2 separate regions of the Homo sapiens genome follow, and region 2 is linked to region 1. Evidence: chromatin contacts called from ENCODE Hi-C or POLR2A ChIA-PET data. All regions are on one chromosome and are shown on one strand. The core of a region is the stretch at or near the end of the contact, and the rest is flanking DNA. Distances in the headings are between cores, read along the strand shown.

What was found. Hi-C counts contacts between places; a loop is a spot of excess contacts on that map. ChIA-PET counts read pairs that join two places held with the same protein, here RNA polymerase II (POLR2A). Pooled maps may share reads with other maps.
Region 2: a loop to region 1 is called in a pooled map, with 2.4 times the contacts of the local background. The contact joins the enhancer-like site here to the promoter of SNRNP35 in region 1. A Hi-C loop is called at or near these places in 1 of 50 pooled maps. POLR2A ChIA-PET finds 5 or more read pairs at or near these places in 6 of 52 experiments (CD4-positive, alpha-beta T cell, Caco-2, GM12878 and 2 more).

The regions. Positions count from the first base shown.
Region 1 is chr12:123,455,948-123,460,585 of GRCh38, reverse strand. SNRNP35 (small nuclear ribonucleoprotein U11/U12 subunit 35) reads right to left here and starts at 2,447. Exons shown (of 2, transcript NM_022717.4): 1 at 2,370-2,447. RefSeq lists enhancers at 1,028-1,893, 2,140-2,219, 1,894-2,760.
Region 2 is chr12:123,652,071-123,657,081 of GRCh38, reverse strand. GTF2H3 (general transcription factor IIH subunit 3) reads right to left here. Exons shown (of 13, transcript NM_001516.5): 6 at 4,521-4,550; 7 at 4,347-4,375; 8 at 2,084-2,158; 9 at 1,258-1,311. Among named protein-coding and RNA genes, the nearest start is that of TCTN2, 17 kb to the left of the region's middle. Within about 2 kb of position 1,506, at least 3 of the 41 ENCODE cell types and tissues checked have a DNase peak (open chromatin) inside an H3K27ac peak, as active enhancers do; they include GM12878 and OCI-LY7, where a contact is called at or near this core.

The DNA of each region.
Region 1 (4,638 bases), core at 1,198-3,697:
CTATATTGCATAGGCTGATCTTGAACTCCTGGGCATGAGCTATCCTTCTGCCTCAGCCTCCCAAAGTGCTGGGATTACACATGTGAGCCAGCGAACCCAGCCTGTACTAACCTCTTAACTCCTCTCACTTCTCAACAATACCAGGACTTAGGTACTATATTATTATTGCCTTTTCAGATGAAAAAGGTCAGACACAAAAAGGCAGCCTGTGCCCCAAATCCTAAAGCTAAGAAGTAGCCCAGTGGAGGAGTTAGAACCAGGGGCAGTGTGGACTCCAGAGCTAAAGCTCTTAATCGTTTCCTCTGATGCTTTTCATAAAATATAAGGTTTTGGAGATAAAGATAGGAAAAAGAAAACACACAAACCAGTATTCTGGGTGTCTGAGGCTGAGACCCACCCCTCCTCTCCTGAAGGAAAAGAACCCCTCCCCATTCAACGTTAAAAAGTCACAAGGGGCCCGGTGCAGTGGCTCACGCCAGCAATCCTAGCACTTGAGGAGGCCAAGATGAGCGGATCATTTGAAGTCAGGAGTCACAAGGATCTACCAAATAAAACTGATATTATTGTACACAGAGCTCCTGTTCAAAACTTTAAGACTTCTTCAAATTAAAATGGAGGAGAATTACAAACGGATAAGCATGGATTTTGTTCTCTCTCTCATCTGCATGCTTCTATAGATACTAACAGCTGGTTTCATTGTTTCTCATTAATCTTTCTAGGTGCACTTCCTCCCCGGCAGCATTAGGTTGAGATTTCCTACAACAATCTCTTTCGATTTTTACATTCTCTTTTTTTACTCGAGACAAAGTCTCACTCTGTCACCCAGGCTGGAGTGCAATGGCCAATCTCGGCTCACTGCAACCTCTGCCTCCCAGGTTCAAGTGATTCTCCTGCCTCAGCCTCCCGAGTAGCTGGGATTACAGACACACACCACCACGCCCAGCTAATTTTTGCATTTTTAGTACAGACAGGATTTCACCATGTTGGCCAAGCTGGTCTCAAACTCCTGATGTCAGATGACCCGCCTGCCTCAGCCTCCCAAAGTGCTGGGATTACAGGCGTGAACCACCGCGCCTGGGCCTCATTCTCATTTTACTCATCAACAGGGGATGAGAGCCGAAATGAATGGTGGGGGCCAGGGCGCGGTGGCTCATGCCTGTAATCCCAGCACTTTGGGAGGCCAAGGCGGGTGGATTATTTGAGGTCAGTAAATTTTGAGCTTCAGGATTCTTATTGTGAAATGTAGCTAAATGTCACTTCACTAGGTTTTTGTGAAGATTAGATCATATGGTGTCTATAAAAATGCATTACAATTATAAATTATTATACAAATTTAGAAAATTTTTGGCCAGGCACGCGCTGGCTCACGCCTGTAATACCAGCACTTTGAGAGGCCGAGGCTGGAGGATCGCTTGAGCCCAGAAATTCGAGACCAGCCTGGGCAACAAAGTGAGACCCCGTTTCAATCAATCAATCAATAATCAATTCTCCGGGCGTGGGGTCGCGCCTGTGGTCCCAGATACTTGAGAGGCTGAGGCGGGAGGACTGCTTGACCCGAAATGTCGACGCTGCAGTGAGCCGAGATCGCGCCACCGCTCTCCAGCCTGGGCGACTCCCTGTCTCTGGGGAAAAACAAAAAAATAAATGAAGCCTCTCCTTCCTGGGTCTTCGGGGTAAGACTCTGCCCCTCCTGGCCGGGCACGGTGGCTGACGGCTGTAATCCCAGCACTTTGGGAGGCCGAGGCGGGTGGATCACGAGGACAGGAGATCGAGACCATCCTGGCTAACATGGTGAAACCCCGTCTCCAGTAAAATACAAAAAATTAGCAGGGCGTGGTGGCGGGCGCCTGTAGTCTCAGCTACTCGGGAAGCTGAGGCAGTGGAATCGCTTGAACCCAGGAGGCGGAGGTTGCAGTGAACCGAGATCGCACCACTGCACTCCAGCCCGGGCGACAGAGCAAGACTGTCTCAAAAAGGAAAAAAAAAAAAAAAAGACTTTGCCCCTCCTGTGAAAAGCAAAACTGAAGGCGGAACCCACAGAGCCCTCCAGGGCATGCGCAGTGGGCCTCGGAGGCAAACACCTAAGTTTCTGTGGAAAAGCCTATCCTTCCCATCCAGCCTGCAGCCTGGCCGCCAACCCTCGAGGCCGCTCCCCCGCCCCTCTCCTTCTCTGGGGGCCGCAGGGAGTAAGGCGCCATCCTTCCAATCCAGCTCTCGTCCCCACTCCCCGCAACGCAACCCAGAATGTCGTCCCCTTTGCCAGGTTTCAACATGGCGCCCCACACAAGCGCGGGCACAGCGTCTGGGCCGCACTCCCTCTTCCTTCTCTCCGGCGTGGGGCCCGCTCCTTCCAAGCCGCTTCCACTCACCTCTGCAAAGCTTGGGCTCCCTTCCGACGGAGACAGGCGAGCAGCTGCAGGCGACAGCAGATTCTCCGCGCCGGCCTCGGCCTGACCTTTACATTGGTAGCAGCAGATTCGCCGCCGACGCTCGTTTCCTGTTTGTTTTACCTTTAAAATTTTACTCCCACGCAACGAGGGTGTTATCATCTCCGAAGACAATAAGCTAAAAAAAAATTTTTTTAAGAGAAAAATTGCTAATTCAACAACTAAGTTGAAAGAAAGACTATCGAATATGCAGTTACCTGGGACATTTTACTTTATTATTTATTTATTCTTATTTATTATTTTTTCTTGAGACGGAGACTCCCTCTGTCGCCCAGGCTGGAGTGCAGTGGTGCGAACTCGGCTCACTGCAACCTCCGCCTCCCGGGTTCAAGTGATTTTCCTGCCTCAGCCTCCCGCGTAGCTGGGATTACTGGCGCCCGCCACCACGCCCGGCTATTTTTTGTATTTTTAGTAGAGACAGGGTTTTGCCATGTTGGCCAGGCTGGTCTCGAACTTCTGACCTCAAGTGATCCGCCCGCCTCGGCCTCCCAAAGTGCTGGGATTACAGGCGTGAGCCATCGCGCCCGGCCCCAATTTCTTTATAAAAAAAAAAAAAAAAAAAAAGGCCAGGTGGCATGCCTCACGCCTGTAATCCCAGCACTTCGGGAGGCCGAGGCGGGCGGATCACCTGAGGTTCGGAGTTCGAGACCAGCCTGAGCAACATGGAGAAACCCCTTCTCTACTAAAAATACAAAATTAGCTGGACATGGTGTCATGTGCCTGTAATCCCAGCCACTCAGGAGGCTGAGGCAGGAGAATCACTTGAACCCGGGAGGCAGAGGTTTCGATGAACTGAGATGGTGCCATTGCACTCCAGCCTGAACAACAAGAGTGAAAGTCCGTCTCAAAAAAAAGAAAAATCTATAGCTTAAAATTTTATGTTTGAAAATATATGGTAGCCACTGTCAGTGGAGGCCATCTGCAGTTTCAGCTACTAGGGAGGCTGAGTCGTGAGGCTTGAGGCCAGGAGTTCAAGTTCAGCCTGTCAGCCTGGGCAACAGAGCAAGACCCCTATGTTGTTGTTTGTTTGTTTGTTTTTGTTTTGTTTTGTTTGAGACAGAGTTTCACTCTTGTTGCCCATATTGGAGTGCAATGGCACGATCTCGGCTGACCGCAACCTCCGCCTCCCAGGTTCAAGCAATTCTCCTGACAGCCTTCCGAGTAGCTGGGATTACAGGCATGTGCCACCATGCCCGGCTAATTTTGTATTTTTAGTAGAGATGGGGTTTCTCCATGTTGGTCAGGCTGGTCTTGAACTCCCGATCTCAAGTGATCTGCCTGCCTTGGCCTCCCAAAGTGCTGGGATTACAGGCGTGAGCCACCACACCTGGCTGACCCCTATGCTTTTAAACACACACACACACACACACACACACACACACACACACACACACACACACACGTGGTATGTACAGTACATGCAATGGAATACTATTTCTCCTTAAAAAGAAATGAAATTCTAATTGCTACAACATCATGAATGAACGTAGTTCATGGATGAACCATGCTAAGTGAAAGAAGCATAAGGACAAATACTGTATGGTTCCACTTATATGAGGGACCTAGGATAGTCAAATTCATGGTTGGAAAGTACAGCAGTGGTTATCAGGGGCTGCTGTGGGTGTTAGGAAGATGGCGAGGTATTGTTTAACAGATACAGAGGTTCAATTTGAGATGATGAAGAAGTTCTGGAAATAGATAGTACAGATGGTTTCACAACAATGTGAATCTACCTAATGTTATTTAATAGTTAAAACAGACTGGCCGGGCGAGGAGGCTAAGGCCTGTAATCCCAGCACACTGGGAGGCCAAGTTGGGAGGATCACGAGGTGAGGAGATCAAGACCAGCCTGGCCAACATAGTGAAACCGCATCTCTACTAAAAATACAAAAATTAGCTGGGTGTGCTGGCGGGCACCTGTAATCCCAGCTACTTGGGAGGCTGAGGCAGGAGAATAGCTTGAACCTGGGAGTCAGAGGTTGCAGTGAGCCGAGATTGCGCCATGGTACTCCAGCCTAGGCGACACAGCGAGACTGCATCTCAAAAAAAAAAAAAAAAAAAAAAAAAAGAACCAGGCACGTTGGCTTACGCCTATAATCTCAGCACTTTGGGAGACCAAGGAAGGCAGATTACTTGAGGCCAGAAGTTCAAGACCAGCCACGCCAACATGGTGAAACCCCATCTCTACTAA
Region 2 (5,011 bases), core at 257-2,756, 200 kb before region 1:
CTTAAGAGGGAGACAGGGTTTCCCTGGAGTGCAGTGGCATGATCGTAGCTGACTGCAGCTTCGAACTCCTGGCTCAAGCAATCCTCCTGCCTCCACCTCCCGAACAGCTGAGACTACAGGCGTGCACCACCATGATAGGCTAATTTTTTTGTATTGTTTATAGAGATGGTGTCTCGCCATGTTGCCCAGGCTGGTCTTAAACTTCTGAGCTCAAGCCATCCACCCGCCTGAGCCTCCCAAGTGCTGAGATTATAGGCATGAGCCACTGAGCTCAGCCAGGATATATTTTAAAGGCAGAATCAACAGGATTTGCTCATGGTTATGAAAGGAGGGAAGAGAAGAGACAAGGAAGAGTCAGGTTTTTGCTTGAGTTGCTGAGTGAACTGCACTGCCACTTAGGGAGATGGGGCTACCAGTGGAGCAGGAAGAGGCTGAGAGGACAAACCAAGAGCTCTCTGCTTTTGACACATGACACTGAAGATGCCTGCCAGACGTCCAAGAGGAGGTACTACGTACACGGCTGATTCTGCAAGTCTGGAACTCAGGAGAGTCTGGGACTGGACTAGAAAAATGAATGTGAGGGCTGAGGAGGTAGAGCTGGTATGTGAATTCATGGCAGAGACAAGATCGTCTTGGAGTTAATAGACAATGTGTAGACTGAAATGTGTTGCTAAAAAATGAATTCAAACTTTTTGAATTTTTACTACTGAAATATAATATGTACAAGAGTCTGTATACATAATGTGTAAGTATGGTTTAAATAATAAAATGAACATCATATACCTACGATCAAGCTGAAGAAACAGTACAATCTCAGAGCCTTTGAAGCATGTAAATTTTCCCATTGGACCTCGCTCTCCCCATCCTTCATCCCCAGCAGTAACCTAAATTCAGGGTTTGTCATAGTTTTGTGCTTGTAACTGATCCTTTAGGAAACAACATTTGTGGCCAAAAAACATCTAACAAAAACTCAGTAATTTCTTCAGACTTACTTTAGGGTTTTGTTTCCCTTTCGGGTTAAAGTAAAATTCAGTTTTTGTCTTTTAGTGCTGCCCAACGGAAATATAACGCAAGCAATATGTAATTTAAAATTTTCCAGTAGCTCCATACGTAAGGGGGAAAGACATAGATAAAATTAGGCTGAATAACATATTTTATTTAACCCAATATACCCAAAGCTTTCATTTTAAATTGTAATCAATATAAAAATCACTAATTGTCATAACCACCGACACAAAGCATGGTTTTAAAACATACCTGTTGGAGGAGCCCTGAGTCGGAGTCTAAAACACAGGCATCAATCAAAATATTCTAAAAGAAACATTTTGAAAATATTACAGGAATAATAACAATAATGATTACCCTATACTGAGAACCTACTACATGCCATACTCTATGCTTAAAATAGCTCACTCAATATGCAACGTGACTCTGCACGGCAGATATTTGCATTTGGCAGCTGAAGCACCCAGGACATGGCTGGGCTGTGGTCACAGAGCCAGCGGGTGAGAAAGCTGTCACCCCACTCGGCATGTCTCCAAAGTCCAGGCTCTTTTCACTACATCATGCTGCCACTCCACAACAGAGAACATTATGCATGGCTATAGCAGCATTTTACATTAAAACTGAAATTTTAAGGAGGTTTTCTTTCTTCATAAACACACCAAAGAAGAAAATGTATTATACTTCATCTGAACATTTCAGCTCTTTGCAAAGTAAAAATACTGAATTTTTACAGCTTCGCCACAGCAACAAGATAAAGAAACTGATGCAAGGTTTATACAGCAAACTGTCAAACCAGGGATTCTTGGCATGGGGTCCAAGGATGGGCTAAAGGTTACCTGAATACCATGAAACTCTATGCAAAACTGTGGTTGAGTGCATATTGTTTTGGGAATGCATCAGATTCTCAAGTGGTCCAGGACCCAAAATAGAGAAAAGACTAGAACATAATACAGATTCTGGATTCCTTGCCCATTCATAAGCCTACGTAGTCAGAATACCTCAGAGTAGAGCATTCAAAAAATGAAATTGACTCCTTCGTTATGAAACAAATACTTTAAACGGCAGGCTCTCAGTTCACCTGTTTCTGTGCTGCAAAGATGACATTCATGAAGTTCATATACTGCAACGCACTGTCTTCTGCAGCCTTAATCACCTAAAAATCACAGTCATGTTAATTCCACCCAGGCACATGCCAGTCCTCTCACACCAATGTCACACAATATACTGCGAACCACAACCAACATTATTCCAGTTTGTCTTCCCATTTATCATTGTTAAATGATACCTAAAGTATAAAGATGACAGTAACATTTCCCCCGAAATCCCGCTCCACGTAACGGTTTGATGAACTCATTCTGGAGAGCACCTACATGGGCAGGTATATACATGCACACCCAAAACACAAACACACACATACACAAAATAAACACATACGCACATATACCCAAAATACACACACGCCCCCAAAATACACACACCTACCCACCCAAAATACACACATGCACCCCCAAAATACACACACACACCCAAAAATACACACACTCCAAAATACACACCCAAAATACACCCATACCCCAAATACACACACCCCAAATACACATACACCCAAAACACACACATATACAAAATACACACACGGACATACACCCAAAATACACAGGTAAGTACACCCAAAATACACACACACACAACCAAAATACACGTACCCCAAAAGTACACACACCACTAAATACACACACCCAACACACACACACAACCAAATACACAGCCCCAAAAAATACACATCCAAAACATACCCCCCAAAATACACCCCCCCAAAATATACACACCCCAAATACACACATAAAACAAACACAAACCCAAAATACACCCAAAACACACAAACACACCCCAAATACATACACACACCCAAAACACACACACATCCAAAATATACACACATACACACATCCAGAATACACACACATCCAAAATACACACACTCACACGTATCAAGATGATTACTTAGCATTCTGCAACCTGCTTTTTCAGTCCACAATATATGTGGGAAAAAATATTCTAATGTCAATGAATTATAATATATACTATGCTCCTTGCGGACTTCATAAATTTCCACTATTTAAGCAGTTTCCAGTTCTCAGTTTTAAACAATACCCTGATGATACCCTCATATACCATCTGCACAGCTCTCTAATTACCTCCGGAAAATAAGCAGTGATTACTAAAGTATATGAACATTTAATTTTGACACAGATTACCAAAATGCACCCCAGAAAAGATTTTTACCAATTTATCCTCCTATCAGCAACCCATGAGAATAAGCAATCCCCAACATCACCATCAACCCTGGGAACTGCCAGCTTTTTCATTTGTGCTAAGCAACAAACAATGAATATCTCGTTACTTGGCACTTCTTTTTTTTTTTTTTGAGACAGAGTCTCGCTCTGTTGCCCAGGCTGGAGTGCAGTGGCGCAATCTCGGCTCACTGCAACCTCTGCCTCCTGGGTTCACGCCATTCTCCTGCCTCAGCCTCCCGAGTAGCTGGGACTACAGGCGCCCACGACATTTTTTGTATTTGTACTAGAGACGGGGTTTCACCATGTTAGCCAGGTTGGTTTCGATCTCCTGACCTCGTGATCCACCCGCCTTGGCCTCCCAAAGTGTTGGGATTACAGGAGTGAGCCACCGTGCTCAGCCTTGAATTTCTTTTTTAAATCTCCCCACCCTGCCAGGAAAAAAAAAAACCTCCCTGATATTCTGACTGAGATTGTAAATTGAATTTACAGTGTGATTTTGGGAAAACTGACATCCAAGAACAAAATATGGCTCTCCACTTATTCTTCTATCGCTCTCAGAATTTTAGTTTTCCTTATCATCAGTTTTACACATTGCTTGTTAAATGAATCCTGGATAGTTAACATTTTTTGCTCCTACTATAAATGCGTTTTATTTCCCATTATGTTTTCTTTTTTTTTTCTTTTTGAGACGGAGTCTCACTCTGTCACCCAGGCTAGAGTGCAGTGGTGTGATCTCGGCTCACTGCAACCTCCAGCTCACTGCAACCTCTGCCTCCCAGGTTCAAACGATTCTCCTGCCTCGGGATCCCAAGTAGCTGGGACTATAGGCATGCACCACCACGCCCAGCTAATTTTTGTATTTTGAGTAGAGACGGGGTTTCACCATGTTGGCCAGGCTGGTCCCGAACTCCTGACCTCAAGTGATCTGCCCACCTCGGCCTCCCAAAGTGCTGGGATAACAGGTGTGAGCCACCACACCTGGTCTCCCGTTATGTTTTCTAATTATAGTTGTCATATAAAAAAGTAATGATTTTTTTATCTTACCAATATCCTTGATTTCATTTCCTGATTGTCTACAAAGAGAAAAAAGCAGAAAAAAATTTAACTAAATCTTACTAATCATATATGGTTTCCTAACCAATTTTTAAACAGTCTAGTAAAGAAATACTAGTAAAATAAGTAGGATTACAGTTCTCATAGGAAAACGTAGGCTCTTACCTTTAACTTCCTTGTTCATTCTATGAATGTCTTAATTTCTTAACATTAAGGAATACAAAAATATTATTTTGCTTCATAAATATTTATAGTAAAAAGAAAAATAACCTCCAATTTTAAATAAACCCAGCATCTACCTAGCTAAGAAGGGAAATGCTCCACTCACCAAGATAAATACACAAGAGTGATTGGGGGTTTTCAGTTCCTAACTCTGCAGTCAACTGGACTTTGTAATCTCACCAAAATATAATCTCTGTCCCAGAAAATTAAAATTCCCAACACTTGACTGTCCTATTCTTACCTACCATGTCCTAAATTTGAATCCTGGGACAAGTACTGATTTACAAATATGTTCAGGCAACCCACATCAAACTCCAGGACAAAATAATCACTCAATACTGCCCCTCCTCCAAAAAATTAATGCCATAAGACTGAGAAAACGTCACACAGATAAAATGAAAAGGTATTGCCCTATGCAAAACAACCCGTTCACC